Linked DNA regions of Homo sapiens: regions 2, 3, 4, 5 and 6 are each linked to region 1. A link is a loop called in an ENCODE intact Hi-C map of the cell type or tissue named here. Cell type or tissue: heart left ventricle. All regions are shown on one strand. Region 1 overlaps DCLK1 (doublecortin like kinase 1). Region 2 overlaps CCDC169-SOHLH2 (CCDC169-SOHLH2 readthrough). Region 3 overlaps LOC102723490 (a long non-coding RNA gene). Region 4 overlaps LOC102723490 (a long non-coding RNA gene). Region 5 holds the start of DCLK1 (doublecortin like kinase 1). Region 6 overlaps CCDC169-SOHLH2 (CCDC169-SOHLH2 readthrough).

Region 1 (5,000 bases):
AAACCTTATAGCATTATGAAATGGCTCTCTTTGTTCCTAGCAATATTCTTTTCTCTGAAATCTACTTTGTCTAATATTATTATTACCTCTTTGGCTCTCTTTTGATTAGTGTTGGAATGGGATTTTTTTCCCCCATCCATTTACTTTTAACCTATTTGTGTCTTCATATTCAGGACTAGGGCTGGGCATGGTGGCTCACACCTGTAATCCCAGCACCTTGGGAGGCCATTGTGGGCAGATCACTTGAGCCCAGGAGTTTAAGACCAGTCTGGGTAACATGGCAAGACCCCTTCTTTAAACAAAAAATTACATTAAAAAAAAAGAAGAAGTACTGGGCTGCACAGCAAGAGGTGACAGCAGGATGAGTGAGCATTACTGCTTGAGCATGCCAGGGATTTAGGTTGCATACTCCTTAGGAGAATCTAATGCCTGATGATCTGAGGTGGAATGATTTCATCACGAAACCATCCCCGCACCCAGCCCACGTCCATGGAAAAATTTTCTTCCAAGAAACTGGTCTCTGGTGCCAAAAAGGCTGGGGACCATGATCTATAGTATTCAAAATTAAAAAGACAGAAAGTAGAAGGGGCTACTTCTACTTTTGCTACCATGATCTACAGTATTCAAAATTACAAAGACAGAAAGTAGTTGCCGGGGGGAACACGGAGTCCGTGTTTTGTTTTGTTTGACACAGGGTCTCCCTCTGTCAGGCTGGAGTGCAGTGGTCGATCTCTGCTCACTGCAACCCCCACCTCCTGGGCTCAAGCCATCCTCCCACCTCAGCCTCCCGAGTGGCTGGGACCACAGGTGCGTACTACTGCACCTGGCTAATTTCTGTATTTTTAGCAGAGATGGGTTCCACCATGTTGGCCAGGCTGGTCTCAAACTCCTGAGCTCAAGCAATCCTCCCGCCTTGGCCTCCCACATTGCTAGGATTACAGACGTAAGCCACCACACTCAGCCAGGGAGTTCATTTTTAATGGATACAGAGTTTCATTTTCACAAGATGAAAAGAATTTTGAAGACCAGCGGTGGTGATGGTTGGACAACAATGTGAATGTTCGTAGCACTGCTAAACTGTACACTCAAAAATGGTTTAAGGCAGGAGATCTTTATGTTATGTGTATTTTACTATGGAAACAAAAAATAAAAGTGTATCTCCTATTGGTCCCAAGTAGATGGGATTTTGTTATATTTTCAACAGCACACTTTGAGTTGTAATATGTTTTTCCCAGAATCACAGAAGAGCCAGTGTGCTCAGGTCCAGCTGACTTAGTGCCAGAGCTGCTCAGAGAATCCTTCATGTCCAGTTGAAGAGGAACCAGGCCGCCTGCATGTGGTTGCCTTTGCGGAGACAAAGGTCATTTTCAGCCCTTATTGCAGGGTACCACATTGCAAAAACTCACTGCTCTCCAGCTGTTAAGATTTGAATAAGGTAAATGACCGTGATTGGCCTTTCGCCACTGGGATTTGTTCGCAGTGAATCATCAGCACTTGACTGAGGAGCCAGCTCAGCATCTTTTTAAAAGTAAAAAAGAAAATTCAGTTCCTTCCCTTTTAGCCAAAAATGCTATGAGTCAGTACTTTGGCACTGGGAGTGGAAAGCAGTGAGAAACGAGTGGGCCTTTGGGATCTGACGGGAAAGGATAGCTCTGGGACAATATTGTTTATGGATTGGCTGTCATGCATTTGCCAAGCAATGGCAGTGGCTGTTTAGAAGCTTTCTGCGCCTCACCCCATTCACATGTCCTCTTTCTGGCTGTCTCAGTTCTGAACCCCATGCAGAGATCAGCTGACATCCCTTGTCTTCCATGAAACCTCATTGATTAGTCCTTCCCCGGCCGGGTCTTCTGAATCCCGGGCTGTATTCTTTTACTTTTAATAGTCATTGGAAAGTCGCTTGGCACTTCGTTGACAGCCCTTGGGCTACTGCCTTTTTGTGGGTAAGGGTTGTCTTCCAGGTGGAGAATATTTCTCCAGACCAAAAACATAGCTTCTGTTTTGTGGCCTCATGGCTTAGCAGAGATCTGTATGTGAGATTGGGTACTGGGAACAGCTTGGCAAGTTATTAACCTCTGCAGAGCTCAGGTTTCTCATTTTAAAAATAAAGACAACTACCATTAAAGGAAGATCGTGTTTTCAGGATTAGATAAGACAATATAGGTAGAGCACTTAGCACTGTGGCTGGTGCTCAATAATTGGTGGTTATTACTCTTACTAGTAAGGTAATAGGTGTGTATTCTGTTTGGGAGTTAACCTGAGTTTACTACCCTTTTAGAAGATAGTTCCATCATTCCGATAATTCATGCCGTTGTCATTTTGTAATATCTTTGTGTGAAATGGGGCCTTACAGAAAAAAAGGTGTGGAAATCTAACGTAATCTCTTGTCAGGGTAAGTGTAAATTTGAGTTTCCTGGAGGTCTAGTGACACCAAGTGGCGAATTGTGATATTACATGTTGGTTGTTTGAGAGTGTTCAAATTCTATTTCATTGGTAAAATAGCAAATTATTCTGCTGTGTATGATTTCTGAGTTTTCCTCTCTTAATTGTAATCTAGTATTGAGTGAGAATGGAAAGAATATTATAAGAGTACTACATTGTAGACTTATTGAATGAAAAACTGGAATTCTAGACCGGGCACGGTGGCTCACGCCGGTAATCCCAGCACTTTGGGAGGCCAAGGTGGGTGGATCACTTGAGCCCAGGAATTTGAGACCAGCCTGGGCAACATGGTGAAACTCCATCTCTACTAAAAATACAAAAATTAGCCGGGCGTGATGTCGCGTGCCTGTAATTCCAGCTACTTGGGAGGCTGAGGCAGGAGAATAGCTTAAACCCAAGAGGCAGAGGTTGCAATGAGCCGAGATCGTACTACTGCACTCCAGCTGGGTGACAGAGTGAGACTCCGTCAAAAAAAAAAAAAAAAAAAAAAAGAAAAGAAAAGAAAAAAAAAACTGGAACTCTAAATTGCACAAAGCAGAAAATCGATTCTTAATGTGCAAGTGTTTTCTTCATGTATTATTTATATCCTGTCAACACAGTGACATATTTGAAATTGACACCAATTTGTAATGGATCGTTAGTAATACTTCCTTAATATTTCTTTCAGGGACAATGACATTCTGCTTATTATCTACCCAGTCTGTAAAGAAAGCTGACATTTGAATACTCACAGAGCTCTTGTTGACAATGTAATTGTGCCCACTGTGTAGAGAACGTTAGTCCTATTAACTTATGATGGCTTCCGAACCTTGACTTTCTTCATGGGGAAAGAAATGAGCAACTTTCCATTATTTGCTATGCCACCGAGACAACATCTGGGCCTGGAGTTAGTGCTTGAACATGGAGCTGTTCTTGGGTGTATGACACCATTCTTAGGTACTGAAGAGCAGACCAGAGTTGATGAGCTGGGATTTTCTAAACCTAATCATTTGTTCTCAGCCTTCTTCATGTCACTGCCAACATTCATCTCTGGCTGTGATCTGGTCTTGTAGGTAATTTCCTCATTCATTATTCAAGGTATTGTGTGGAATTAAAAAAAAAATAGCCCATTAGACCCATCAGAATACACCTGATGACCAGTATTAAATGTGTGCATTTCTGTACTTTAATTAGCAAATACCTAATATTGGGGCAATGGAGAACCATGTGCTTAAGTCAAAAGGGCTTCGTGATAGTCATTCACCAAAATATACCTCCTCAGAAAGAGTCCTTGGACTCACCAATCCTTTGCTTGCCCTCAGGCCACTTATTTGGGGTGAGCTGGGAGTGGCTGACATACCCTTCCCTCCTGCCCACCCCAAGGAAGGAGCGCAGAAATGCAGACAGCAGATTGCTCAGGGGGAAAACTTGCCCAATCTGCCCAGACACTCTGAGTTGGGAACATAATCAGCTGGCATTTATGAGGCTCATAGTTCTGTATTCAGCTTCCTGATATGCATGAAGTAACTTATATATTTGGAACAGTTGATAAAATTTGAATTTATCTTTCTCTCTCTGTATATATATACACACACACATACACGAAAAATACAGCATTTTATTTTTGTCATTTCTTAACATCTGGAGTGGATGCAAGTTTCACAAATGAAGCTTTTTGAATTATTTCTGATTTAATTCCTTAAATAATATAATCCAGATTCCACTAAGGCTTAAGCTCTCTATATCCTTCCTGAGGCTTTGTTAATTCTTTGAGGACACTGTGCTGATGATTGTTAATGCCGTGGTCTGTTCATTTGTGTGACTGAAAGTGTAACTTAGTGCAGCGTCCAGCCAGGCATGCCTCACTTAAAACCTCGGAGAAGGCCGGGCGCGGTGGCTCACGCCTGTAATCCCAGCACTTTGGGAGGCCGAGGCGGGCGGATCACGAGGTCAAGAGATCGAGACCATCCCGGCTAAAACGGTGAAACCCCGTCTCTACTAAAAATACAAAAAAAAAATTAGCCGGGCGCAGTGGCGGGCGCCTGTAGTCCCAGCTACTTGGGAGGCTGAGGCAGGAGAATGAAATGAACCCGGGAGGCGGAGCTTGCAGTGAGCCGAGATCCCGCCACTGCACTCCAGCCTGGGCGACAGAGCGAGACTCCGTCTCAAAAAAAAAAAAAAAAAAAAAAACCTCGGAGAAGCTGAAGTGCTGGGAGGACCTTTCTCAGGGTCACTCACAGAATTCTGCCTCGAGTTCACAGGCTTAAGCATCATCTGCTAAGGGTTCACCAACATCCCTGCCCAGAAGTGTTGCTGAGGCTGTTAGGGAGGAGACGGTGAGCACTGTGCCAGCCTCGGCAAGATGCTGAGGTGGCAGTGTGGCCAGGAGCTTCCATCTGGGCTGCAGCTGCTCCAAAGTCACCTCTCTCTCTGTAGCATCACGTGCCTGTGCTGTCCTTCCTTACTTGCCCACGCCCTTCCTGGACTGATCAGAACTGGTCAGGACTGACCTCCTTTCTCCTCCCAACCTGCCTCCAAACCCACCCTACAATGCTTTGAAAAAGAACCCTACCCGCATG
Region 2 (5,000 bases), 230 kb before region 1:
AATGGGATCTTGGTTTGAACAAAGCAACTTCTCTCTGAACGTTAAAAAAAAAAATACACAGTAAAATGTGACATTTAGAAAGCAAATGGGGTCCAATTACACCTAAAACAAAAGTAGAAAATCCACAGCTTAAAAGACACAAAGAGAAGAAATGCAGTGATAAAACAATTTTAGTGATAGTCCAGGCTCAATGTTGACAGAAACAAAGATGAAAGTAGCCCAAAGGGTGCTCACCTGGTTTGAATTAGCTGGGTACAGAACTCCCAGGCCAGGTTGGCCCCCTGGATTTACCCTGTGGACTCTCCCAGCTCACTCCTACTAAAGCAGGAGCAATGGTGCCTTTAACTTAAGGATAAAACTCAGGAACTATTCTCTAAAGAAAATGAACTATACATGAGATGAGGACTCCTGGTATGAGTAATTTCCCGATCTCTGTAACTGAAAGAGGAAAGGAAAGGCAGTTCTTTCCAGGAGGAAAATAAACTAACATACTTGGTCTTCAGAGTAGAGCCCACCTTGATTTTGACAATTAGCTGGCGCCAGCCTTTCTGCTCTCCAGCCTTTGCTTTCACTCATCCTGCTCACTCTCACCAAACCCATAGTCAGTTGTCCCATTAAAGGAGGCCCCCACTGAGGAAACACCACCTCAGCTGCAGGAGAAACTGCCTGTTCACACCCACTTAGTTCTTGATTCATATTTATGTTTGGAAACAAAGGATTGACAGACATTAACAGAACTAGACGAATGCACACACTGAACGATTGAAGAGACAGATTTTTAAGGTGCTGTAGTCTGAATGTTTGTGCCCTCTACCGAATTCATATGTTGAAATCTTAACTGCTAAGGTGATGGCGTTAGCAGGTGGGGTCTTTGGGAGGTGATTAGGTCATAAGGGAGGAGCCCTTGTGAATGGGATTAGTGCCTTATAAAAGAGGCCCAAGAAAGATCCCTTGCTTCTCCACCATGTGAGAACACAAATAAATTGCCATCTATGAACTAGAAATTGTGCCATCACCAGACATTTAATCTGCCAGTGCTGTGATCTTGGACTTCCCAACCTCTGAGCTGAGAAATAAATTTCTGTTGTTTATAAGCCACTCAGTTTATAGTCTTTTGTTATAGCAGCTTGAATAAACTAGGACATAAGGGAATAGAAAAAAAAAAAACTTCTAAAATTTGAATTTGTATCTGTAGAGAGAATATCACATCCTAAAAATAGCAGGTTATGAAAAATTACCCAAAAAATCTTAGAAATTAGTAATTCACATTAAATGGATTGAAATTATATAAAAAAATACTTAGAAGGAGTGAAGACTAAGCTGGTAATCTGAAAAATGAAGAAATCTCTGAGAGAGAAGTCAAGGCATGTAGGATCAATTTAAGACATCCAGCATCTCTTAGAAGATTTACAAGGAGAGACAAAGACAACAGAAAGGAGGAAATAAAGAAATAAGAGAAGAAAATTTTCAGAGCTACTGTGTGCCAAGTAGGATGAATAAGATATATACTTAAACACAGCCTAGAAACTATCAGAATGCAGAGGAAAAAGAGGAGAAAAGCATCCAAAGGAACGAAGCAGCTTATTCTTTTCATTAGCAACTTGGATTCCAGAAGGAAAATTCAGAGACAAAGTGATTTTGACCTTATAAGTATTTGCTGGGTAAAACTTGCACTGAATTGTGAGAGCACAGTGAAGATGTTTTCAGACTTGGTAGGACTCTGATGCTATCAGACGGTCTTTAAATAATTTTCTGAGCCTGTACGGCAATTCAGTAAAATGAATCCAAGAAAGAAGCAAATATGAGATACAAGAAACTGTGAGACTCAGAGAAACAAAAAATTAAGTGTAAATGTTAATAAAAATGTAAATATTTAATAATGATTGGAACTAAAATTCCAGATAGTCATGGTTTGGGAAGTATATGGGGTGGAGGGAGGCATGTTAAGGATGCTGCCTTGTTTGGAGAGAGGCTGTAGATTTAGATTAACTCTACATCTTAATTGAAAATGGCTATGTATACTTACTAATAATTAAGTATTTCTGAAATTTTGGCGGCCAAAGTGGAGTAATTTGAGTAACAAAATAAATGATAGTATTGGATTGTAACCCAAAGAATAAAATAAATATGTCCTTACTGATTTAAATAAACAATTGACTAAATAAGTAAATGAGGGAAAAGGAACATATCCTCCTTACATAAGATTTCCAAATCATAAATGTAGATGGAAGGAAATAGAAAATCACCAATGGAATGTCATAGTAATAATTGCTACAGGCAAGATCCACAAATAAAGGGCAGGAACAGAGGGTATAACTTTCAGGAGAAATGGGATATTTGCAAAGCCTCAAACCATCTCCACTAACATATTTATTAATTACTGTGATGGTTTTAACGTACATCCACAATTGTTTGATATTCCTCCCTCCAAGAGGTGGTACTTTAGTCCCTTTCCATTGAGTGTGGCCAGACTTAGTGACTGCCTTCTGAAAACAAGAATGTGGAAAGGATAAACAAGTGACTTAACAGTGGAGAAACCTTGCAGACGCCATCTTAACCAAGCGACCAAGGTGAACCTCCCTGGAAATCTCTCATTGATATATGACACCATAAGAAGGGGGCGCTCATGTCCATGGTATTCTACCCAAAATCTATAGTTCCAGTCTAATTATGAGAAAACGTCAGACAAATCCAAGTAGTGGGACACTCTACAAAATACCTGACCAGCACTCCTCAAAAGCCAGTAAAAACTGAGAAACCATTGCATATTAGAAGAAACTAGGAGACACGAGGACTAAGTGCAACCTATTATCCAGATGGGATCCTGGGACAGAAAAAGGCTATCAGTGGAAAAATTGGTGAAATTCAAATAAAGTCTGTAGTTTAGCTAATAGTACTATGCTAATATTAATTTCTTAGGGTTTTCTTTCTCACAATTTCTTAGTTTTGATAAACATACTATGATTGTAAGATGTTAATATTTGGGGAAGCTGAGTCAGATGTTTATGAGAACTCACCATACCCTCTCTGCAACTCTTCTGTAAGTCAAATTAATTCCAAATAAAAAGACAATTAAGCACTTAAGGTATAAAAATTAGGGATTTCACTCCCAAAGCATTATAGGAACAACAGGATGGAAAAATGAAAATTTGATCAGCCTAAGAGTAGCTATGGAAAAAAAAAATTACAGTAAATAGGAAGCCTGAAATAATAAATGAAAGGGAATAAGGTCATTTCACATTAAATTGTAAATGTTCACAATTAATTGATATTAGCTAATTCATTACATTACATTAATGAAGTTAATGTACACTAGTTAATGTCAGTAATGTAATTACTTAAATTCATACATTAAAAACTGAAAGATCAGCTTGTAAAAACTGTAAATTCAATTAAAAGCTATTTACAAAAGTCACAGAAAAGATGATAAAGAAAAGTTTAAAATAAGGGGGTATGAAGAACTAAGCTGTATATCAGAAAAATAAAATTTGAGGTGAAAAACATTAAAGGGCAAGGAGGTATGTTTTATATAGTAGTATTTGCTATATAGAATCATCTATATATATACACTAATAACATACTATGTAAACATAGATTACATATGTTGTTAAATATTATAGTTATATATTTATATAATATCATTATCATGAACCTTTATGTACTTAACCCATAATTATAAATATAACCTATGATTAGAGAAATTGATGGATTGACAAAACCATAATTAAGGAGATTTTGATACTCTTCTTTCATAAACGGAAAGATCAAGTAGACCTAATATAAGCAAAGAAAGAATTAACAATTTTGTTCTAAAAGATATATAGAACTTTATGCACAACAGAAAACAGGTATTGTTTTCAAGTACCCATGGACGATTAACAAAAACTGTGTATTAGGCTATGAAGAAAATGTCAACAAATTTTAAAAAGTAGATGTCATGCAGGACACATTCATTGTTGACAATGCACTGAAATAAGAAATGAGCAACTAACAAATAGTCAAAAAAATAAAAAACCAAACATACTATTGCCTTGAAAATTAAAAACACCTTTATATAGGTATTTAATAAAAGTCTTAGATTAAAATGGAACTATCAACTGAAATTATAAACTAATTAGCAATGAATGAACATGAACTCACTATATATAAAAATGTGTGGGGTACAACAAAATGCCACTAGGAGGAAAATTTAGATCCTCTACTTTGCTGCCCAATAGAACTTTCCACAATGATGAAAATGTTGTGTAATTATACCGTCTGATAATCCACACTTACCACATGAGGATGTTGAGAATGTGAAATATGGCTAGTGCAACTGAACTGAATTTCAAACTTTAATTAATTTTAATTAACATAAGTTTAAATAGCCGCATGTGGCTACTGTATTGGACTACACAGTTCTATATTCTCAATAAAGCATTACCAGAAAAAGAAAAAAATAAACATTTATAGTTAAGAAGCAAAATGAACTCAACACCAGTAATAGGTATTATATATATATTTTAAAATTAAAACATTAAACAATATAAAAACTCCATATGAAATGGATTTGTAAAATGTATATGAACAAAATTCATTTAAGAGAAGGTGAGAAACTTCAATTTACCATTAATCAATAAGGAACTATAAAATGAAATGTAAGATCCAGCTCTATAAATGTCTTCAGAACCAGATTTTCTAGACATGTTTTACCTAAACTTAAGATGCAGATAATTTCTGTGTTTTATAAACTATTCAAGACCATAGAACAATATTTTATTCTTCAAGGCTGGCATAACCCTGATACCTAAACAAGATAAGGCAATACAATAAAACAAAATTATATCAAGATTCATTTATGAACATAGATGCAAAAATCTAAAGGTGAAGGCATTGAATTCATTACACATTATGAATAGGTTTATCCCAGCAATACTGTGATGGCTTGACATTAGGAAATCTATTAATATGATTCACTGCCTAACAGATCAAAGAATTAAAAAAAAATCATGTTATACTGA
Region 3 (5,000 bases), 760 kb before region 1:
TAGTTTCCTCCATGGCCTTTCTCACAAACTAGAGATAATGAGGTTCTATAGATTACACTTCCTCATGTATTTGACGAGGAAGTAAAGACTTGCTAATGTCTAGCATTTACCGTTATCGCTTTGAATTCACACACTATCCTTTTGCTTTAAGTTTAAAACACTCTGTATGACATTTTCTCAGTTTTGAAACCAGACTCTTAACTCTCAAGGAATTTTGTTAGGTTGCAATAAGATTTGTACTTTGCATTCTAAGTTGAATGAGAAGTGGTGCAGAAAGAGAACATGTTCACATCCAGTCATTTAAAAAATTAATCTTGGGCATAATCCTTCTAAACAAGCATCCCAGTACAACACTTAAATGCTATCCAAACCTTAGATAAAACAAAATATGATTTTGATCAGTCATAATGAATTAGTAAAATGTCAGTCTGTGTTATTTTCAAATGAGATAGGAAATGCATAATGGCTGGTAAATTGCCTTTCATTAGAAAACCACAGAATAAAACTGTAAGCTTTTTCTAAGTATTTATTTCTGAATTTACATAGTTTTGATATATTTACCAACCATGCTTATGCTTCCTGAGTTATTAAATAGATAAGCTGCTTTACAGAATGAACCAAACTATAAACCAATTAAACTTTACTAAGGGGCAAAATTCCCTGCATTTTTCTATGTTTTTGAGTTTCATGGCTGTGTGACTATCCCACTCTCCCCATCCTATCAACCTTCATTTATTGAAGATTTTGCCATCTAATTCACAGAAGGCCTGGCTTCCAGAACTCCTGCCATAATTATAGATAGTATTAATATTCTGGTGAAGAATCCATCCAGACTTTAACTTGGTCTCCTTAACGTTTCACTTTTACTTCTATTCTACATGAGCTATCCATCCTCAACTTCATTCTCACCAAGAACAACTTCATTTCTGAAGTTGCAAAGGTCAATATGAAAATAACCTGTGACCACAGCCTTTTGGTTCTCCAGCTTTTACCCACCATGCCCAGCGAGTCCTTTGGTTCCCAAGCTCCCATTCCCCTCATTGCTTCGCTTCCTTCTATTCCATCCCTGGCTAGAAACGAGGGAGCATCTCTCAAACTGTTCTCCTGCCTGGGCCTTCATTTCTGCCAGTGGTATCACCCTGCTGTGTTCTGACCATGGTTAATGTAAAACTGGCCTTTTCTGTCCCTTGAAGCAGGTACTGAATGTTGTTGGAGGAAATCACAGGTCGTTGTCACCACATACTTTTGGTCTCCAATCTCAGTGAAATGCTCAAAGCTATCCTTTGGCGATTCTCCAGGGAACAGCCTCTTGCTTTCTTCCCAGGGATTCTTCCCTCTTCCTTAAGCCCCAACCTCCCTGATGACATTTCCTTTCTCTCGGCAGATGACACTGCCTCATGCTTCATTCACAGTGAAAGGCAGACGCTTTCAGGCACAAATATCACCACTTCTATTCCTCAGGGTTCCTGCTTTTCCCGTGAGGCCACTTGGTGGACACATATACTGAGATCTCAGCTAGACAGAAGGGATTTGTATTTAACTGAGGCAGAGTCAGGGTCATTATATCAGGATGTCGGAAAACATCTTTTTGCAGCTACCTTTGTTCTGTTTCATAGCAACTAGCTTTCCAGCTCACAGATAATGAAAATCAGGACTGGGTAAGAGAGTGGGTTATTTACTCCACGGGTATTTGTTGAGCACACATTATGGAAATAGCCCTTAGGCCCCATGGACCCAATGATATCAACAGTGTCTCATTCACGTTTCATAGATGCTAACTGAATGAGTGAATTAGATAAATGAATGAACAAATGTGGTAAACAATCCCTGAAGTGAAGTAATGAATGAAAAATTAAGTGCAAGTTGAGTATCCCTTATCTAAAATGCTTGTGACTGTGTTTCAGATTTCAGTATTTTCAGATTTTGAGTATTTGCATATACGTAATATCTTGGAGATCGGACTTAAATCTAAACACAAAATTTATTTACATTTCATATACACCTTATATGCATAGCCTGAAGGTAATTTTATATGATATGTTTAATATTTTGTGCATAAAACAAAGCTTGTGCTAAGTACTTATGTGTGGAACTTTCTGCTTGTGGTGTCAAGTCAGTGCCCAAGAACATTCAGATTTTGGAGCGTTTCAGAATTTGGGTCTTCAGATTAGGCATGCACAACCCGTATAAGATGCGTAAGAAATTTTTCTGCTCAGAAGGAGCATATACTCTAATTTAGAAATACCTTAATATGACATTATATAATAAAGTTTTGAAATGTGTGGAATTAAAAATTAGAGACAAGATAATGTATAAGAAGGTGCTAATTATATAGTCCAGGCAGGGTAATTCAGGCAGAAAAGTTCTTTTTCCTTTTTTAATACAGGAGAGATCACATTATTCAGCTTTGCATTTTCTAGGTTCACAATATATCTCAGGAAAGAGAAAGAATAAATACTTCATGTTGCTAGAGAAAGGGGATGTTGGACCATGAAATTTAAGGCAATATAGAAAGAAAAAGGGAATTTCTTCTAGAGAGCACGGCTAAAGGAAGACCATAAAAAAGGCAATGTGAAAATTGTGGGCAGTGAAAATTGTATCTGGGGAATGACAAGATCAGTTTACCTTGTCCATCAAATTTGATAGATAGAACGTGTGTGTGTGTGTGTGTGTGTGTGTGTGTGTGTGTGTTACAGAAATTCCAACTTAGGGACTAGTTTGTTAGAAATTTAGTAATACTATTGGGACCCACCTTAGAGCACAGTTATGATGGTGCACTCATATTGGAAGAAAAACACTTTTGCTTATGATTATATCCTGGGAGCTTGCAAGAATAAGTCATCTATTCTTGTTCAATAGTTAGTAAAGAGTTGATGTCCCTAATAATTACACAGAAAACTTGCAGAGCCTCTTTCGGATGCGAGCTGATGCCCTAAAAGCTTTGGGACATATAAATATTTACAAGAAAATCTCAGGGTGGGCAAATGAAGGCATGCATAAGCAGTTTGTAACACATAAAAACTCGATTTATAAATATTTCATGTTAATATGTGGTCACCACCAGGGGGCGAATTCCTTTCCACTTGCAAAAATAGCTGCCAGAGGAAAGGAAAACTGCTTCCACCAGAGCTGGTGGAGAACAAAAATCCCTTCTCTGCTTTACAGAGTCATAGAAGATAGTGAAGGTCTCCTCTTTTGCCAGGGGTAGGTTTATATAGGTTTCTAACATTAATTGCATTTCCCCCATAAAAATGTCATAAATAATGGTTAGGTTTGCAGGATGATTCCAAAAGCAAAAAATTAAAATATATTTTAATACTTTTAAAAAGCCACATATACACACATATATGAATGTATTTATATGAATATAGATAATTATGTATAACATAAAATTATTTATAATTTTATGGAAAATTTTATTTGCCTAAGTACAAACTTTCAGAACTCAACGCATTTATATGAGAATGCCTATTCTTTCAAGGCATTAAATAAATGCCAAATGAACAGCGGGTATGTAGTCACCCTTAAATATTTTCCTATCTTCTTAAATGTAGAATTACTTATTAAAGAAACAATAAAGAATTGCCAATACATTTCAAGATAACCTATTTTTTCCTTTTATGAAGGAATAAGTGTTTAGCTTTCTTTTTGCAGCTTGATAAAAAGAGACTAGCCTCCTCGCCTTCATCCCCATCCCCAAGCACTTGATCGCCATTGTCTGAGACTAAATTATAAATGTTCCAGCTAAAGTTAATAGTGAGCTGTGCTGTGCTTATCAAACAGCTTCAGGCTCTGCCAATACCCTCTGTACTACAAACACAAAGGGACATTCATTATATGTCAATTTTTTCAGCCTAATTTGCTCCCAAAGCTATCACAGGTAGAAATTACTGTTATTAGTATCATCTTCAAACAGGAAAGACAGACGGTATTAGCAAGGTCCTTTACCTGTTTTGTAGCAGTGCTTTGACATTACTGCTCAGTGTGACCAATGTCTGTGGCCCTCCCTTCCCATGGAGACCCTGCCCTTTGCAGATTTCAAAATCAGTCTGGTACCTCCCTCCACTTAGAGCCAGTTGGGTTATAAGCCACTAATGAGTATTTTGTTCCTTCTTAAGCAAACAGAAGAAACATAGTTCTCATCCATCTGCTATGGACTGAATTTTACCTCCCTAAATTCATATGTCAAAGCTCTAACCCCCAATGCATTTGGAGATGGGGGCTCTGGGTGATCTTTAGGTTTAGATGAGGTCATAAAAGTGGGCCTCCTGATGGATTATGTCCTCATGAGAAGAGGAAGAGGCCTCAGAGCTTGCTCTCTGCCATGTGAGGACACAGCAAGAAGTGTACCATCTGCCACCAGGCAGGTAGCCTTCACCAGAACCTGACCATGATGGCTCCAGGATCTCAGACTTCCAGCCTCCAGAACCGTGAGGACTAAGTGTCTGTTGTTAAGCCACCCAGTCTACGGCATTTGGTTAAGGCAGCTAAGACAATAATATCTGTAATATCTCAGATCAACTTTTTTCCTTCAGTATATGTTTAGTAGGAAGCATTAGACACATGAAACCCTATTCGTGTAAGGAGTACTACTTCACTATGAAGAGTGACTCATCATCCAATCTGGAGCTCTCAATTAGGCATGATAAAATTGGCTGCAGGCAGAACCTCCAATGGGTCAAGGGGCAGCCTGAAATTGTATCAGTGTTGTATAAAAGTGCATTTTTGCAGGGAGGCAACTAGAGCGTCCTCAAATTTTCTGGTTAGAGTCCCTATGAAGTTTAACAGCCACTTATCTAGATTTGTTTCTCCTCTGACTTTTTGTTTTTCTCATTGAGCTGACATCTGATAAAGAGTATCAACTCTAGGATTATAAACATTGGGGTTGAAAGCTTGATTTCTTTGCCACTTAATAGCTGTGTAATAAGGGCAAGTTTCTTTATTTCTTTCTTTATCACGCAGTTTCCTCACATGTTGTATTGGCTGTTCTTGCATTGCTA
Region 4 (5,000 bases), 750 kb before region 1:
CTGTAGTATATAGATTTTATTTAACAGCTATGAAAGAAAAGGTACAACATTGAAAATGGTTGCCAAGTAAGTTATTTCCATTTTTTATTCACTAAACCGTAACAGCATTGCTTTAGAAGACAATGGGAAAAAATATTTCTGTGATTACTTTCATTACTTTCAACAAAACACTTGACACTCAATTTTATTGCTAAAAAAATGTCCTCTGGAGTGACAGCAGTATCTCTCCTCTGGAGTGACAACAGTATCTCTCCTCAGAGTCCCTGGGAATGTTTCTGTTATTGTGGAGGGAACAGGGGATATGAGGACAAGGTGTGATGCACCAGGAAGACTGGGTGGTCACAGAAAACACACACATGCACACACACACACACACACACACACACACACACACACACACAACCAAAAGCCACAGCCACCAAAATAACCGGCATCATTTTGGAAGATCCATCTGCCCAATGGGGGGTAGAATTCTCCATGATGACCTGTGACCTGTTCCCTGAGACAGGGAAGACCAGGAAGGTCCTGGGTGGGAAGGCAGCAGGACAGTATTTCACCATCTTGCTGTTTCCTAGCCTTGAGTTGGGCACATGTGTTGAGAACTGGGGAAAGTTGGGGAGTCACCATCATAGACACATGAACACCTATATTCCAGCAGTCAGGCATCCCAGATCTCCCGTGCGGAAAGGGGCCAGGGCTCCTGGCTCTCTGGAGTGTACAGGGGGGCCCCCAGAGCCCTAGCTCATCCTGGTTTGTACCAGATTTTCTACTGATAGTGATTATGCTAGTTATTAGAAAAGAGAATCCATGGCCAGACACAGTGCCTCACGCCTGTAATCCCAGCACTTTGGGAGGCCGAGGTGGGTGGATCACAAAGTCAGGAGTTCGAGACCAGCCTGGCCAACATAGTGAAACCCCGTCTCTACTAAAAATACAAAAAAAATTAGCCAGGCATGGTGGCAGGCACCTGTAGTCCCAGGTACTTGGGAGGCTGAGGCAGGAGAATCACTTGAACCCAGGAGGGCGGAGGCTGCAGTGAGCTGAGATCATGCCACTGCACACCAGCCTGGGTAACAGAGTGAGAAACCATCTCAAAAAAAAAAAAAAAAAAAAAAAAAGAAAAGAAAAGAGAAGAGAAGAGAATCCATGTTTATCTGTGAATATTTCCCAAGGCCATCTGTAGGAATAGGTAGCATTCAAGACAGAAAACCATGAGGTACCAAAGTATTACTTACTGCAGGCTTACTGTCATAAGAGTTTGTTTGTGTTTGGAAGAGATCACTTGGAGGCTTCTACATTGAGTTAGTGCAGAAAAATAAATCATGCCCAGCTTTACAATCAGAATTCTCACTTAGTCACTCATATTGCACTGGACTTCCTGACATCTTTCTTAAACCTTTTGATAACTGCTCTGGGCAGTTCAGTAAGAATCTTTCACTATCTCAAAGCAAGTCATCATTTTCTCATGCCAACGTCAGTGCAGTTCAATGCACGAAGTCTTTTTGATTTCTTTGTGCCTTCTCAGAAAGAATTTCTAATTCAAGTGGAAAACTTTAAGTGGGTCTCATAGATGATTTTACTCATGGAGAGGGATGCCTCTAATGGATCCAAGCAATATCTTTCTCTCAAGGCCTGGGAGTTCTCAGAAGCTCAAGAAGGCATCAGGAGTCACAACCCTGGGAGGGCGATAGTGAGTGGGCTGTGAAGCCCTCTTTCCCTTTGGTCCTTTTTTGATTCTTCCCCTGCCCTTAACCAATATATCCAGTGCATTAGCAAGTCCTGTTGATTCTATCTGTAAAAACTTGTCTCACCTCTATCCACTCTTCCGCCTAATTTGGGCCACCATCATCTCTTGCCTGGACTGTATATCAGCTTTTGTCTCTTTATGGCCACTCTTGTCCACCTACAGCCCATTTTCCAGGGTAGCAAGCGCTTCCTAAATGCATGCTGGAGTGTAATCCCTGACTTCATACCTGGGAGGATTTTTCATTTCATTTTGAATAAACTCCAAGGCCATGATTTACTATCGACATGCTCTGTTCCCTACCTCTCTCTTTAAGCTTATTTTGTGTCCCTCTCCCCATTGTCAGCAAGCTCTAGCCTCGTTGTTCTTCTTTCCCTTCCTTGAATGTGCTACACTCTTCCAGCACTTCGGCACAGGCTGTTCCCTCTGCCTGGAACACTGTTTCCCACCTCTTTGCATGGCTGACAGCTTTCATTTTTGAATCTTAGCTTAAATGTTTGCACCTTACAGAAGGCTTTCCTGACACTGTCTTTAATACAACTCCAACCTGCTTTACAGATTTTGTTTGTCTGTTCACATTTATTTTTGGTTTGCCTCCCCATTAGAATGTAAGTTCCATGAGGGCAGCAACATATCTATGTTGTTTTTCTTTATCTTTTTTTTTTTTTTTTTGAGACAGGGCCTCACTGTGTTGCTCAGGCTGGAGTGCAGTGGTGTGATCTCGGCTCACTGCAACCTCTGCCTCCCGGGCTCAAGCGATCCTCCCACCTCAGCTTCCTGAGTAGCTGGGACTACAGGCACAGGTCACCATGCCTGGATAATTTTTGTATTTTTTGTAGAGATGGAGTTTCACCATGTTGCCCAGGCTGGTTTCAAACTCCTGGGCTCAAGTGATCTGCCCACCTTGGCCTTCCACAGTGCTGGGATTATAGGTGTGAGCCACGGTGCCCAGCCTGTTATTTACTTTATATTTCTAGCACCTAGCACAGGGCCTCATATAATAGGCCTCTCATTAATGTTTGTTAAATGACTCTGAAAAATTAAACAAATGATGCAGAATTCTTCACTGCTACAGGTTTTCCATATGTAAGCAGGACATCAGATACTTACCTCTGAGAAACCGTGCAAGGACTTCCCTACCTAAAGGTATCTATCCCTTCACATCTATTAGGGTTCTGCTATCCCTTTTACATCACTGGGAATACTTCTCCATCAGAATTACTTCTTTTCTAAGGCATTGCTTCTGGAAGGTCACTGTTAGAAAGCAAAATAATCTCCAAAGAGTCATGATCTTATGGGAGTTCCATTAGCTTCTTCTATTTATTTATTAGTGCAGGTGAAGATAATTTGGTGAGTTAGCTAGCTCCTCCCCTTGGAAAACCCAGGGCATGTAGGCCAAGAATGTACCTGCAGGACAGGGAAGATCCATGAGAGGGGGCAGAAGAACAGGACTTCAGGGCCAGGGTGGCATGAGACTTCGGCCCAGAGAGAGTTTGGTAGGGATTAAGATACCAAAAAGGGAGCCCAAACTTCTCCAGATGCACATTTTGCCTTTGGAACAGTCCTATTCATGAATCCACTCATCTGTGATCAGAATGTGACTAGGAAGTTCGCCTTGATAATTTGAATTGGCTTTAGCTTCAATCTGCTTCTGCAGAGAGGATTCCCAAGGTCAGGGAACCCTGAGGCAATTTCTTCTGGGAAGACGAAGAACCAACACATTCTAAGCCTTACCCTTAGCCTAACTATCCTCCACAGTCCTCTCTCAATGACTGGCAATGTCAAAGAAGATGGTGCAAAGGGAATTTTCACCTCAGTTTGTAGGTTTTGTGCTTTGGATTGGAAAATGAGGTTTCAAAAGCAAGAGTCCTCATCAATTACTTTTTGGCTTCTTTTAAATATTCATTGACCTCAGCCACTTTTATCAGTGCTAACCTATTCTATTTCTAGATAAACCTGCCCTCTTCTATTGCTTTTCATCTCAGGAATCCAAGAAGAAATAATCTCATAAGAACCAAACTAAAGGAGTTAGAAGTGGAAAGGTAGGGGGACTCAGGAAGGGAAAACTCTAACAAGGATTTGGCATGATGAACTTGCACACTTGTAACTAACTGAAGTTATTTAAAGCCTGATTAGAATATGTTTACTCAAAGATATTAATTTTGTGGAGGGCCAGGGTGAGCCTGGATGAAGAGTTAGATATCAAGGACTTCAGTCTTTGGCACTCTACTTGAGGACACTCCACTGTATACCTCAAGCATGAGGTCTCCCACCAGCAAAGCTGTTCTTAAGTTCTCTCTGTAATGGGCCCCAGCCCCAACATTTCAGGTGCACAGAGGATTCGACAGCTTTGACTTCATGTATATTAAATCTGCTGTAGTGCCTTTAATGAGTCACACTCTTGCTTACCATAGACCAGATGATACTTGGAGGATACCTGCAAGATAACTCTTGATGCATAAGGTCTGGTACAGAGCCTAAGGGGATTTCCACTCTCTCATTTATGCCATCGGGCCCTGCTGAAAACTGGAGATTTGGCTCCTGGGCTTATCCCAGGGATGCCATTTCTTGTTTTTCCACTCTGTGAAAATCTATCCATTTGGTACTTGATTTTGCCTTGCTAGGCCTGGAACAGCTGAAACTCTCCCCGGACCATGAGATCCCATGGGAGTGGAGCAAGGGCCAAGGAACTGGAGCTGTGGTAGCCCAGCTGGAGCATGAATGTCCAGGTTTACAGAGATCTGCCCGAACCTCAGCTGTGGCGTGGAGGTCTGTGGCAGAAAAGTGTGTGGCCCATCTCTAGCACACCCACAAAAGTTCACAAAGTTCTGCCAAGGAAACCTAAAGAAACCTTGACCTTGCTCTGACTAGAATGTTACTCTAAGTATGTAGATGGTGATAAATGGAGTGCGGTGCCTTTAAGAAATGTGTATAGCTGGCAACCCGGAACAAGGCGTATTCATGACTTAATATCCTGAACTTCCCAGTCTCACCTGCTCCACTCTGTGCTTTGTTTGCTTGATGCTTCAAGTCACCATCCTCACTGCCCATCAGTGGCCTCATCTTGCCCTTTCACCCTAATGCCCCATCCTGTCTCTTCTGCATTTGAGCTGTTTCCTTCCTGAATATAATTTTGTCTTTTTTCTTGCCTCTGCATTCAAGATAGCTCTTGGGATAACACTCAATCTAATTCTACCTCATTTGCCGCATATTATCAATTCCCTTTTAGTAAATTATCTTTAAGCTAATTGTATAT
Region 5 (5,000 bases), 150 kb before region 1:
AAGCTGCTTCCCACTCAAAGTCTTCACTCAGCTATTTCTTCTCCTTGGAATAATGCCCTTCCCCCTTGTTGCCTGGCAAATTTCAGGTCTCTGCTTAAATGTTACTTCCTCGGGGAAGAAACACTCTCCTTGAAGTTATTTGTGTTCTTTTCCTTCACGGTACTTAAATAATTGTTTGTGTAAGTATGGGTTTAATCCAATCTCCCTACAAGCTACCAATGCCTGGGCACAGGATATTTGTAACTCTATCTCATGATTGTATTACTTCTACCTAGCATGGTGCCTGGCACATTGGAGACACTCAAAAATTACTTATTAGATGAATGGATGAATGAATGAAAAATTATGTGGTCTGTAAAACTCATGACCTCAAAATGGCATTGAAGTCAAGGATATAATCCTTCATATAAAAATGTGAATTTTCCTATCACTGGATCTCTAGATAATTATTTTCTGGAGAGAACATGTTAACCTCTAATTACTTGAGTACGTTGAGAGAGTCATTGGCCATCAGCCATCAACCTGGAGAGAGACCGTGGGCAGTAAGGTGATGGAGCCTGCTGTGACCATGTTCTGTTGAAAGCTTTTATCAACAACTGAGATGATGATGTTGGTGCAGTGTTAATCAGACTGATAGGATGCTGGAGGGATCATTCAAGTATAATGCGCCCTCATTAGGATCCAAAAGGATCTCACTCAACAGGTTTCAATGGGGGAGCAAATAACAATACGCAAGGTTAATAAAGGAAAATTCCAAGTGGGCACTGGACTTAGGTCCCCCAAATCTAATTAAACAAATGCAGAATGAGTGGTCTTAAGAGCAAAACATGTGAAAAGCATGGAGATTTTTATTGACTGGATGAGTCAATAGCATGGCATGCCTGTCAGAGACATTGATTAGACGTTAGCTTCCTATAATGGAAGCACCGTGTCAACAGCCAATGAAGTCATGGAGCTTCCCTAGTCAGACCACCCCTGCTGTGCCATGCCCAGTTCCGGGAGGCAGATGTGGAGGGAGACACTGACAGTTGCACTGCTGTGAGCATTTCCAAAGATGTCAAATGAGAAGCAGTTGAAGGGCTGAGGATTCCTAGTTAATGAGGAGTCAAATTTGGGAGAAAGTAATGAGACTGTCAAGCAAAAGCCAGGACCATTTGATTTGTTCTCCACAGGTCTAAAGGGTAGACCCAGGGTACACAGGAAAATTCCAGGGAAGTGGATCTTAGTTGAATTTGAGGAGCTGTCCAGCAGGGGAGTGGGCTGTGCAGAGTTCCCCTTTACTAAAGCAAATTACATTTAGGCAGGAAACGAAGAAAAGAGCTTTCAGAAGCTCTCTGCTAGTTTATAGAGGTTCTATGAGAGTAGTAGGAGCCTTTCTTCCTCTGTGTAGGTCCAGAATCTCATGTAGTTTGGACCTCAGCATGTTTGGAGGGCCAAACCAAAGGTAAACAGCCAGTTAAAACAATTATTTTTAAAGATCTCATTTACTGTGTCTAGAATTCCATGATCTATCCTAACACTCAAAGGGATAATCTTATTCCTCTTCACTTTTGCCACAGACGCAACAGAATGGAGGCTGGAAGACAACTTGTTGTGGAGGGAATTCATGCACTGGGTAAAAATTGATAGGCTTCTGCCAAGGTCTGACATCACCGAGTTTCTGTGATTCTAGTAGAAGCCAGAAGTATGTTCTCTGTAATTAGAGGGAATTAGACAAACTATCAGGAAATGCCATACAGAGCCTTCAGAAGAAAAGAAATACAAAGGAAAATCAGACTGACGATTATGTTCTGTAAAGCTGCTTCTCACAATTGTGGCAGCCACTACATATACACAGTCTCCCAACCCAGGAGCACTATATGCCCATAGCCACAGAGGAGAGATTATGAATGAGCCAGAGCAAATTCTTCCTCCTAGAGGGAAAAACAGGAAGTGTATCTCTTCCTGCTCATATTCTCATTCTACAGTTCTACTCGCATCTACATGATTAAGCATATTGTTTATGAAGAAGCCAATGAAAAGAACCTGAAAAAAGATACATGGTGAATTATAAAGTATTATTCCGAAGAATAATGGTTCTCTGTCTCTTTCCTGGTTTGCACTAAAACCTTACATTCAGGAAGACAAGCACACTTAGATAAGATTATCCATCCTCTTCGTTGCCAGAGGTTAAAGTGCAAATGTCCTCATGAGAAGTTTAGTCCAAAGACACATTTGAGGGGATCCATCACTAAAAGAAGCAGTGTTCATGATAGCAAGGAGTTAACTCTCTGTTATGAAGTAATAAGCTCTTTGATTAAAAGACTGCATTTTCCAAAAAAGATTACACTTTGCACTAGAATTTGGTATTGCTTTATAAGCATATGGCCTTAGCAATTGAAAAACTGACTTGAATTTTAAAACATACCGATTTTAAATATTGAAGTTGGGCTTGACATTTTTAAGCTACATGACTGTGGGCAAATGATGTAACCTCTCTATGTCTAAATTCCTTCATCTGTAAGATGAGGATAATAATGCCAATGCCTACCTTGCATGGTTCTTATGAGAATGAAGTAAGAAAATGTATGAAAGCCCCCAGCATGGCAAAAAGCAAGCACTAAATTAATGGGAGCCACTGAGAGAGTTGAGGCCTAGTCATTTTCAACCTGTAGGATATAGAGCTGTGTCTGCTTGGGGCGGTAGTTGGGGTACAGCTTAAATAGCATTTGCTTTTGGGAGCTAGAATGAGATCTCCAATACTTTCAGATGATCCTGGGGGAAAGGATGTATTAGTTCCATTCACTTCTTTGATCAATATCTTAGTAATATAAAGGAAGTAGCATTCGTTTTTGAAAATTACTTGAATTAGGAGTTTTCTAGTTAGATTTCATTTCAATAAGGAATTATTGTTGAATATAAATTAGATTTGCCAAATGCTTAAGCTGCCCTGGAATGAACTTTAGTACCAGCCTGCTGTCCTGGACTAAATGATATGACCATACTGTAGGGCCAATGTATACTATTTAATGTCTTCATCTACTTAATTATCAGTTGCCCCCTGGTTTCCTTAAAGAGCTAATGATGCCCAACTATTTCTAGTGAGAGCACTTTGCTACTGAGAGAGTCAAACACCAAGGTGATTCTCTGAACACATTATCTGTGTGTGCTAGGTACAACAGCTAGGAAGAGGTAAGATGATGGTGAGTTACTTAAAGCTCTTAAGAAATGACCCTAGTAGAATATCCATAGGGGTTAAGAGATGAAATTTATTTCTTGGCTTAGCATTTTGGAAGAAATCACTTGGCATTTGTCATTGGCAAGATAAAAAGAAGCTCTGATTTCTGTTCTCCAGAAGATGTACTTGGCTTCTTCCTTTCTCTTAATTTACCCCTATGGCTCTCATTTTGCCTCAGAATGTGAAAGAATAGGCTTACTACTTTGCATTTAGTTAATTTGGTGAGTTCACTGTACTCTCATCTCTGGGCTATTAAATAGTTCAAAAATAAATATCGCATCACTTGTGGAATATGTAGCATGGATCTCATTTGAGCTGTGTTTTAAAACAAATGGTAATTATTTAACATTTACATCATACTTGGAAAGTATTTCAGAATAGAACTTTTTAATAATAAGTAGTCAAACACATAACTGGGATCAATGGGCAAGAGAAAAATAAAATTTTAATGTTCCATTGAAAGGTGTAGGCTCAGGAAGAGAGAAAAATACTTATGTGTATTTTGTATACTCATGTGTATTTGGGACAAACACAGGTTGTGGACGACAGGATTGAAAGTCAGATTAACTGGATCAAAATTCAGGCTGCGTACTGAGCCAGTCTAAGATTTCACCGAAATCTGGGAGCTGCTCCCACTCCCTGGACTTTTGTGCAAAGACTGGAGGAAGCTGTGAACAGCCTGGGCTAGGAGAACATTCCCCCTCTGGGAGGAGAGGCTCGCATGAGCTCATGGGGCTTTCCACCGCAGACCCAGCCTTGGCAGCCACAAAGTGTCCAGCAGTGAAACCTGGCCCTTCAGTTCTCAAGGGCCCTTTGGAACATATTTGACTCTAAGCAGAGGTCACTATTCCAAGAGTGACTCATGTCTTGGGGTTAAGTGGAGATGATGGGTGGGATCCATGAACAGATCCAGCTCTTCCCAATGTGGGGGGCACCAGAGTGCATAGCTTGGGAGGGTTGGTCATCCGAAGAGGCACTGCGTGGGTGCATCCCGGGCAAAAAGGATGAGAAGGTGATCCACTGGCTTCCATACCCTGGGAAAGGTGTCAGACCGTGAGGTCACATCAAAAGGTATGAGTGTGGGTACCTCCTTCCCTCCCCCGACGGTGGGGGCCTCATCTCTCGGCCATATCACCTCTGTGCCTTGCACACTTCCTGGCTCAGACTCAGCCCTGTCCACGTTCTCTTCCACCATCTGATCTGCCCCCATCTCCCAAAGACTACTTGTGGGGACTAGGGAGGTTTAGGGGTGTAGTCAAGCCAGATGCACCGAGGTTGCTGCGGTGGGAAGAGGGCGCTGGGAGGGAGGAGGACCTGGGGCGCAGCCGTGGTGGGTGCGCCCTGCCAAGAAGGGCGGGGGCGACGGGGCGCGCACGCGGAGGAGGAGGAGGAGGAGGGAGACGGGAGGGCGTGTGAGCGAGTGAGACAAGAAAAGGGAGCGCGCCCGCCGCCGCCGCCGCCGCCGCCCTCCTCTGGAGAGAGAGGCTGGAGTGAGGCTGTGCGAAGCGCCGCATTTCAATGAGGACGGGCCGAGGCACATCCCTGCACTAGTGGCCGCAACCGAGGCGCCGCGCTCCAGCAGCTGCTGCCGCCCAGCCCGGCCCCGCCGCCGCCCCCCAGCCCTGCAGCCCCGCAGCCCCGGCCGCGCCCAGCCCGGCGAGGACAGCACCAGGAGGCGGCCCCCAGCGCGGCCACAAAGACCCCCGGCGGCGTCTCTCCGCGGACCGGTGCGTGGTTTGCCTTCCCTGGGGACGGGAGCTGCGGGGAGGGCGGCCGGGGGACT
Region 6 (5,000 bases), 300 kb before region 1:
AAGCGATTCTCCTGCCTCAGCCTCCCGAGTAGCTGGGATTACAGGTGCCTGCCACCACGCTCAGCCAATTTTTGTATTTTTAGTGGAGATGGGGTTTTGCCATGTTGGCCAGGCTGAACTCCTGACCTCAGGTGATCCGCCTGCCTCAGCCTCCCATTACAGGCGTGAGCCACCTCACCCAGCTGATATTTAACCCTCTTAATAAAAAGTGCAGAACCTTTACTTCCCTTGAGCTAGTTGGGTGTACATTTTCTAGTCTCTAACATGTGCATTCACCAAAACGGGACTTAGTGCCTACCTGAAATTCCTTCCAAGAATTTCCAGGTATGTTCAGCAAAGACCTGTAGCCATATTAATATATATTAAAGGTATATTCTTTTTTAATTTTAATGTTTAAGTTCTGGGGTACATGTGCAGGATGTGCAGGTTTGTTACATAGGTAAACATGTGCCATGGTGGTTTGCTGCACCTATCAACCCATCACCTAGGTATTAAGTCCAGCATGCATTAGCTATTTTTCCTAATGCTCTCCACTCCCCCACCCTACCCCCTGACAGGCCCCAGTGTGTGTTGTTCCCCTCTCTGTGTCCATGTGTTCTCAATGTTCAGGCCCCACTTATAAGTGAGAACATGGGGTGTTTGGTTTTCTGTTCCTGCATTAGTTTACTGAGGGAAATGGCTTTCAGCTCCATCCATATCCCTGCAAAGGATATGATCTCTTTCCTTTTTGTGGCTGCATATTATTCCATGGTGTATATGTACCACATTTCCTTTATCCAATCTATCATTGATGGGCATTTGGGTTGATTCCATGTCTTTGCTATTGTGAATAGTGCTGCTTAATGTATACTTTTATATACATTATGTATGTATACTAATGTATATTAAAAGTATACGTTCTGAGGATTTCCCCAGAAATTTGGTAGGTCTGGAGTAAGGCCTGGACATTTGTATTTTTTTGGCAGACCTCACAATAGGCTCTATTACAGAGCACAACTTAAGATCAACAGATATAGGGGATGTATATCCCTCAGAGAAAGATGTGGAATACAGCCTTGCTTGTGATAAGTTACTGTAATGGCTCTTATCAACAAGCCCCACCATATCCCTGTAGTCAATTGTATTGCAAAGTGGAAGTCCTATTCCTTGACTCATTCAGAGTCATAAAAGTGATGACCCCTATTTTTCTCTTTCTCTAGTTTTCCTATCAGTACCCTCCCCCTTGTCCTCCACTACACCCAGGCAGCTTGGATCCTTCAGGGAAATCTCTCACCAGTGCATATGCTTAGTCAGTCAGATGGATCCTGTTCCTAAAGCTAACAAGACTAGCTGGTGGTGAAAAGAATGGGGGAGAAGGTGTAGAAACAGAGAAACATTATTTAGGAAAATACTTAATCTCATCTCAAACATTCTCTGGAAGACTCTTGATCAATTTGTAGAAAACCAATTCACAGGAAGCCAATTTGCCGAAATCCAAATCCTTGAATATGTTCTAATGAATATAATTTTATTTAGTAACATTTTAATAAATGTTTGTTGAAAACCCAAAACTTACGGAAATCATTTAGCATTTAGTATTATTATTGAAAATATTCTTAGAAAAAGAGTATATTTCAGGTTATAAGTTCACATATATGAATGATTTTCCTTAAAGCGAATTTTTAGTAAATTTGGAATCGTAGGTAGATTGGTCTCCCTGCAAATTAATCCTTTGATGAATTGGCTTTTTGAAATATTAATCTTTGCCTGTTTGTCTATATTCCCTTCAGACATATGTTTCAGCTTGCCATAGGACAAACAGGAGAAGAACATATTACAAAAGCAAGAGAAGCCTGAAGAAAGAGATGGTTTTAAGTCTTAGTTCTTTTAAACCATCGGGCCATTGTTTTTATCACACACCTGGCTCTTCAGAGAAGCAAGACTCTCCCCTCTATTATTCTCTGTTGTGGTCCATGTCATGTCCCACTCTCTGACTTCCAGTCTTATTACTCATTGACCTACTTATCTTTTCTTCATCCTGTTGCCCCACACCATTTTCCTGACTGTGATACTAATTTCTTTACCATGATTCAGATTCTTCTTTTAGCTGTGCTGCCTGATGGACATCCAGCCCTATTTGGGTCTTCCTGGGACCCATTACCTCACTGTACACCCAATTAGTCATGCTCCCACTGGGCTCACTGTGGTAGTTTATGCCTTTTGAAAATTCTTAGAAATGTTGTTTTTAATGCCTGATAACCAGTCATTAAAATTAGTGACACTAGAGCACTATTGACACGTGTAAGTATATATTTTTAAAGTATTGAGGTTATTAAAATGCTATAATCTCTGAGACTGCCTCCTGAGGTGTTCTGTGGACAGCCCTCACTGGGTTTGTGTTCTCTCCAAGATCAGAATGGTCAATTGATAGGTACATAGCTTCAAATCACAGACAGAAAAGTTAGTTTAAACAGATTTTATATGCAAATCTAGTAACAGTGCTGTCCACAAGGGGGCATTTGGTATTTAAGAATGTAGAAGGCTGTGTTCTTTCATTGTTGCAGTTGCCTATATTGAAAAGTACTATATATATAGGAGCTGTGCTTAACTACATTGTATTCTCCTGTTTTTTCTTTTGTAAGCGTTCAGTGGAGTGATTTTTTTTTTACTTTTTTTTTGTGTGTTTGTTAGCAATCATTGGTTTAAAAATAATATGCAGGCCGAGCGCGGTGGCTCACGCCTGTAATCCCAGCACTTTGGGAGGCCGAGGCGGGCGGATCACGAGGTCATAGATCGAGACCATCCTGGCTAACACGGTGAAACCCCGTCTCTACTAAAAATACAAAAAATTAGCCGGGCGTGATGGTGGGCGCCTGTAGTCCCAGCTGCTCGGGAGGCTGAGGCAGGAGAATGGTGTGAACCTGGCAGGCGGAGCCTGCAGTGAGCAGAGATCGCGCCACTGCACTCCAGCCTGGGCGACAGGGAGACTTTGTCTCAAAAAAAAAAAAAAAAAAAATGCAGCTAATGGAATTTTCTCTCTGCTTTGGATAGAGGTGAGGGACTTTTTTAAAAACCTAAGTATACTTTATTTCAGGTGTGTAAACAGTATCTTGAAATTTCTTATTCTTACCCTGTTGTTTCAATCTACTCTTGGAAAATGACCTTTAAAAAGCAAATTAAAACAAGATCGTAGGTGAAATATGTTATTGCTTGGAATGCTAAGAAGTTATTAGTGTCAGAAACAAAACAAAACAGCTCTTTTATGATAATAGAATTAGCTTTATGTATATGATTTTCGTTGTTGTTAATATCTAGTAGAATTTTCAGTTTAACTGTGGCGTTGCTTTGTCTTTCCAGGCTGCAGTTTTCTAGTATATTACCATTGATTTATATAATCAGATAAAAGCAGCTCCTTGGGAAGATCAAGAACATTAAGTTATGAACAGTCCAGTGAATTGGAAGTGATGGAATGAGAGAGTCTGTTCTTCTGTTTTAAAGATATCTAGTTCATTTTGGAGTCAGTAAAATAAGAGGGAACCTTAAAGTTATTGTAGTACAATTTTATACTTTTCAAGGATCTCTGGTATGTATATTTATAAGTGGATAATTACAAATATCTTCTTGTTAATGGTCCAGGTTACTTCATGATTGCTGTCGTTTTTGCAAAATCTATAATGTGTTTTTGTCGTCTCCCCAGGATAATTTATTTTTATGCTGGCCTTATTCCCATGAGATTGCCACAATGAAACATCCTAACTTCCTGAGTTATAGTATAATTTCAAAGCATAGTATGCCTAAAACACAACTCATAGGAAGCAGGTATAGAGAAGGAGAATGAAGTGGGTTATTCTGGGAATTCTGGGCCACACCAGCTGTAACTGTGTGTGGGGGCAATGCTGAGGCTAACTGCAGAAGAGAAAATACTTTGTGTCTCTCTGTTGAGCCTGGAGAGAATGAACACGCACAGAGCTGGGAGACAAAGTCATGTGTTAGAGGCTGGAGGAAGAAACCAAGGTGTTAAAGCTTAAAGATAATAGTGAAGAAAGAACGAAGGACAAGGCACGAAGACCACAACTGCTATGAAGCTGCTTCTTAATACATTTTCCACATGGTGCTTATAAAGCTTTAGAAATTAGTACATTACAAAAAAATTTTAAATAAAAACATTGATGGAATTTCTAACTCAAATACCAGGGTGGGTTGTTAGCAATCTCAAATGTGATCTATTTTAGAATTCACAGTTTTTGAGTATAAAATTATTATTTTTAAATCTTGTAGAATAGTAGAAATATTATTGAAGCGTAGTATTATTGTGCTTTAAAAAATGCAAATGTGCATAATTAGAATGTTCCCCATTTTAGTCAAAACATTTTTTGCTTGTGAAGCTAGTAAGTAAGGCAGTATGTGTGTGGGGCCTCAGGATATTTTTTTTATAACTATTACATCATTTGGTGTGTTCACTCTTACATGCTCCTATCTCACAAACCCATATTCTTCCCATGTATAAAACTCCTAAAGTACTCCCACCTGACAAAATCCAATAACAAATGTAAAATTGGAAAACTGTGGGTATAATTGGTGTAAGTAAAATCATAATTTTTTATCATAAATCACCAAAATAGGTGAAGTTGAGTTTGAATTGTGAAGAAAATGTTAAGAATAGGCACCCAGGGGCCTACTTTTACATTTGGATATGATATTTATTAGACAAGACATGATAGCTGATCATTGAAATTAATGGATAAGAAGAAATCTCAGCAGGTGAGTGATTTAAACAAATTTTGGAAGGCTCATAGCTGGAAGAATACAAATTGACTTGATAGAAGTTGAGGAAACAACAACAGAGTGCCTGCAGAGAAGAATATCAGTGAAAATAATGCATTCACTCTTCTGACCTGCTTAGTGCTTTAGAACTTGGCAGGTATGGAAGAAGGTGGGGGTGAGAAAGGAGCTGAAAACTGGGAGACAGTTGAAGATGAACACATGGAACAGTTGGTCACTGGGACCCCTCTGCCATCCCA

Evidence for each region. Peaks named below come from ENCODE experiments on the same cell type or tissue, not always from the same donor. Only the 100,000 strongest peaks of a DNase experiment are listed, where the experiment ranks them.
Region 2: a loop joins it to region 1, with 11 times the contacts of the local background. A loop is called at or near these places in 7 of 110 quality-filtered maps.
Region 3: a loop joins it to region 1, with 5 times the contacts of the local background. A loop is called at or near these places in 31 of 110 quality-filtered maps.
Region 4: it touches region 1 in a loop (5-fold over the local background); 30 of 110 quality-filtered maps call a loop at or near these places.
Region 5: a loop joins it to region 1, with 5 times the contacts of the local background. A loop is called at or near these places in 13 of 110 quality-filtered maps.
Region 6: it touches region 1 in a loop (17-fold over the local background); 96 of 110 quality-filtered maps call a loop at or near these places.

What each region holds. Positions count from the first base shown.
Region 1 is chr13:35,976,137-35,981,136 of GRCh38, reverse strand. All of the region lies in intron 3 of DCLK1 (doublecortin like kinase 1), which reads left to right. Among named protein-coding and RNA genes, the nearest start is that of DCLK1, 150 kb to the left of the region's middle. In heart left ventricle, a CTCF peak has its summit at 2,435 (motif pointing left); a DNase peak (open chromatin) is centred at 1,334; H3K4me3 peaks cover 381 bases; H3K27ac peaks cover 1,649 bases.
Region 2 is chr13:36,205,495-36,210,494 of GRCh38, reverse strand. The region is part of intron 6 of CCDC169-SOHLH2 (CCDC169-SOHLH2 readthrough); the gene reads left to right. All of the region lies in intron 1 of SOHLH2 (spermatogenesis and oogenesis specific basic helix-loop-helix 2), which reads left to right. Among named protein-coding and RNA genes, the nearest start is that of SOHLH2, 6.6 kb to the left of the region's middle. In heart left ventricle, a CTCF peak has its summit at 2,591; no DNase peak of the experiment used is centred here.
Region 3 is chr13:36,734,389-36,739,388 of GRCh38, reverse strand. The region is part of intron 3 of LOC102723490 (a long non-coding RNA gene); the gene reads left to right. Among named protein-coding and RNA genes, the nearest start is that of SERTM1, 63 kb to the right of the region's middle. In heart left ventricle, a CTCF peak has its summit at 3,058 (motif pointing right); no DNase peak of the experiment used is centred here.
Region 4 is chr13:36,722,509-36,727,508 of GRCh38, reverse strand. The region is part of intron 3 of LOC102723490 (a long non-coding RNA gene); the gene reads left to right. It overlaps LOC124903156 (a long non-coding RNA gene), which reads left to right. Exons shown (of 2, transcript XR_007063758.1): 2 at 1-68. Among named protein-coding and RNA genes, the nearest start is that of SERTM1, 51 kb to the right of the region's middle. In heart left ventricle, no CTCF peak of the experiment used is centred here; no DNase peak of the experiment used is centred here.
Region 5 is chr13:36,131,058-36,136,057 of GRCh38, reverse strand. DCLK1 (doublecortin like kinase 1) reads left to right here and starts at 4,676. Exons shown (of 17, transcript NM_001330071.2): 1 at 4,676-4,944. In heart left ventricle, CTCF peaks have their summits at 1,714 and 1,913; DNase peaks (open chromatin) are centred at 3,947 and 4,687; H3K4me3 peaks cover 1,057 bases; H3K27ac peaks cover 838 bases.
Region 6 is chr13:36,272,864-36,277,863 of GRCh38, reverse strand. All of the region lies in intron 2 of CCDC169-SOHLH2 (CCDC169-SOHLH2 readthrough), which reads left to right. The region is part of intron 4 of CCDC169 (coiled-coil domain containing 169); the gene reads left to right. Among named protein-coding and RNA genes, the nearest start is that of CCDC169, 22 kb to the left of the region's middle. RefSeq lists a silencer at 1,078-1,372. In heart left ventricle, a CTCF peak has its summit at 2,471 (motif pointing right); no DNase peak of the experiment used is centred here.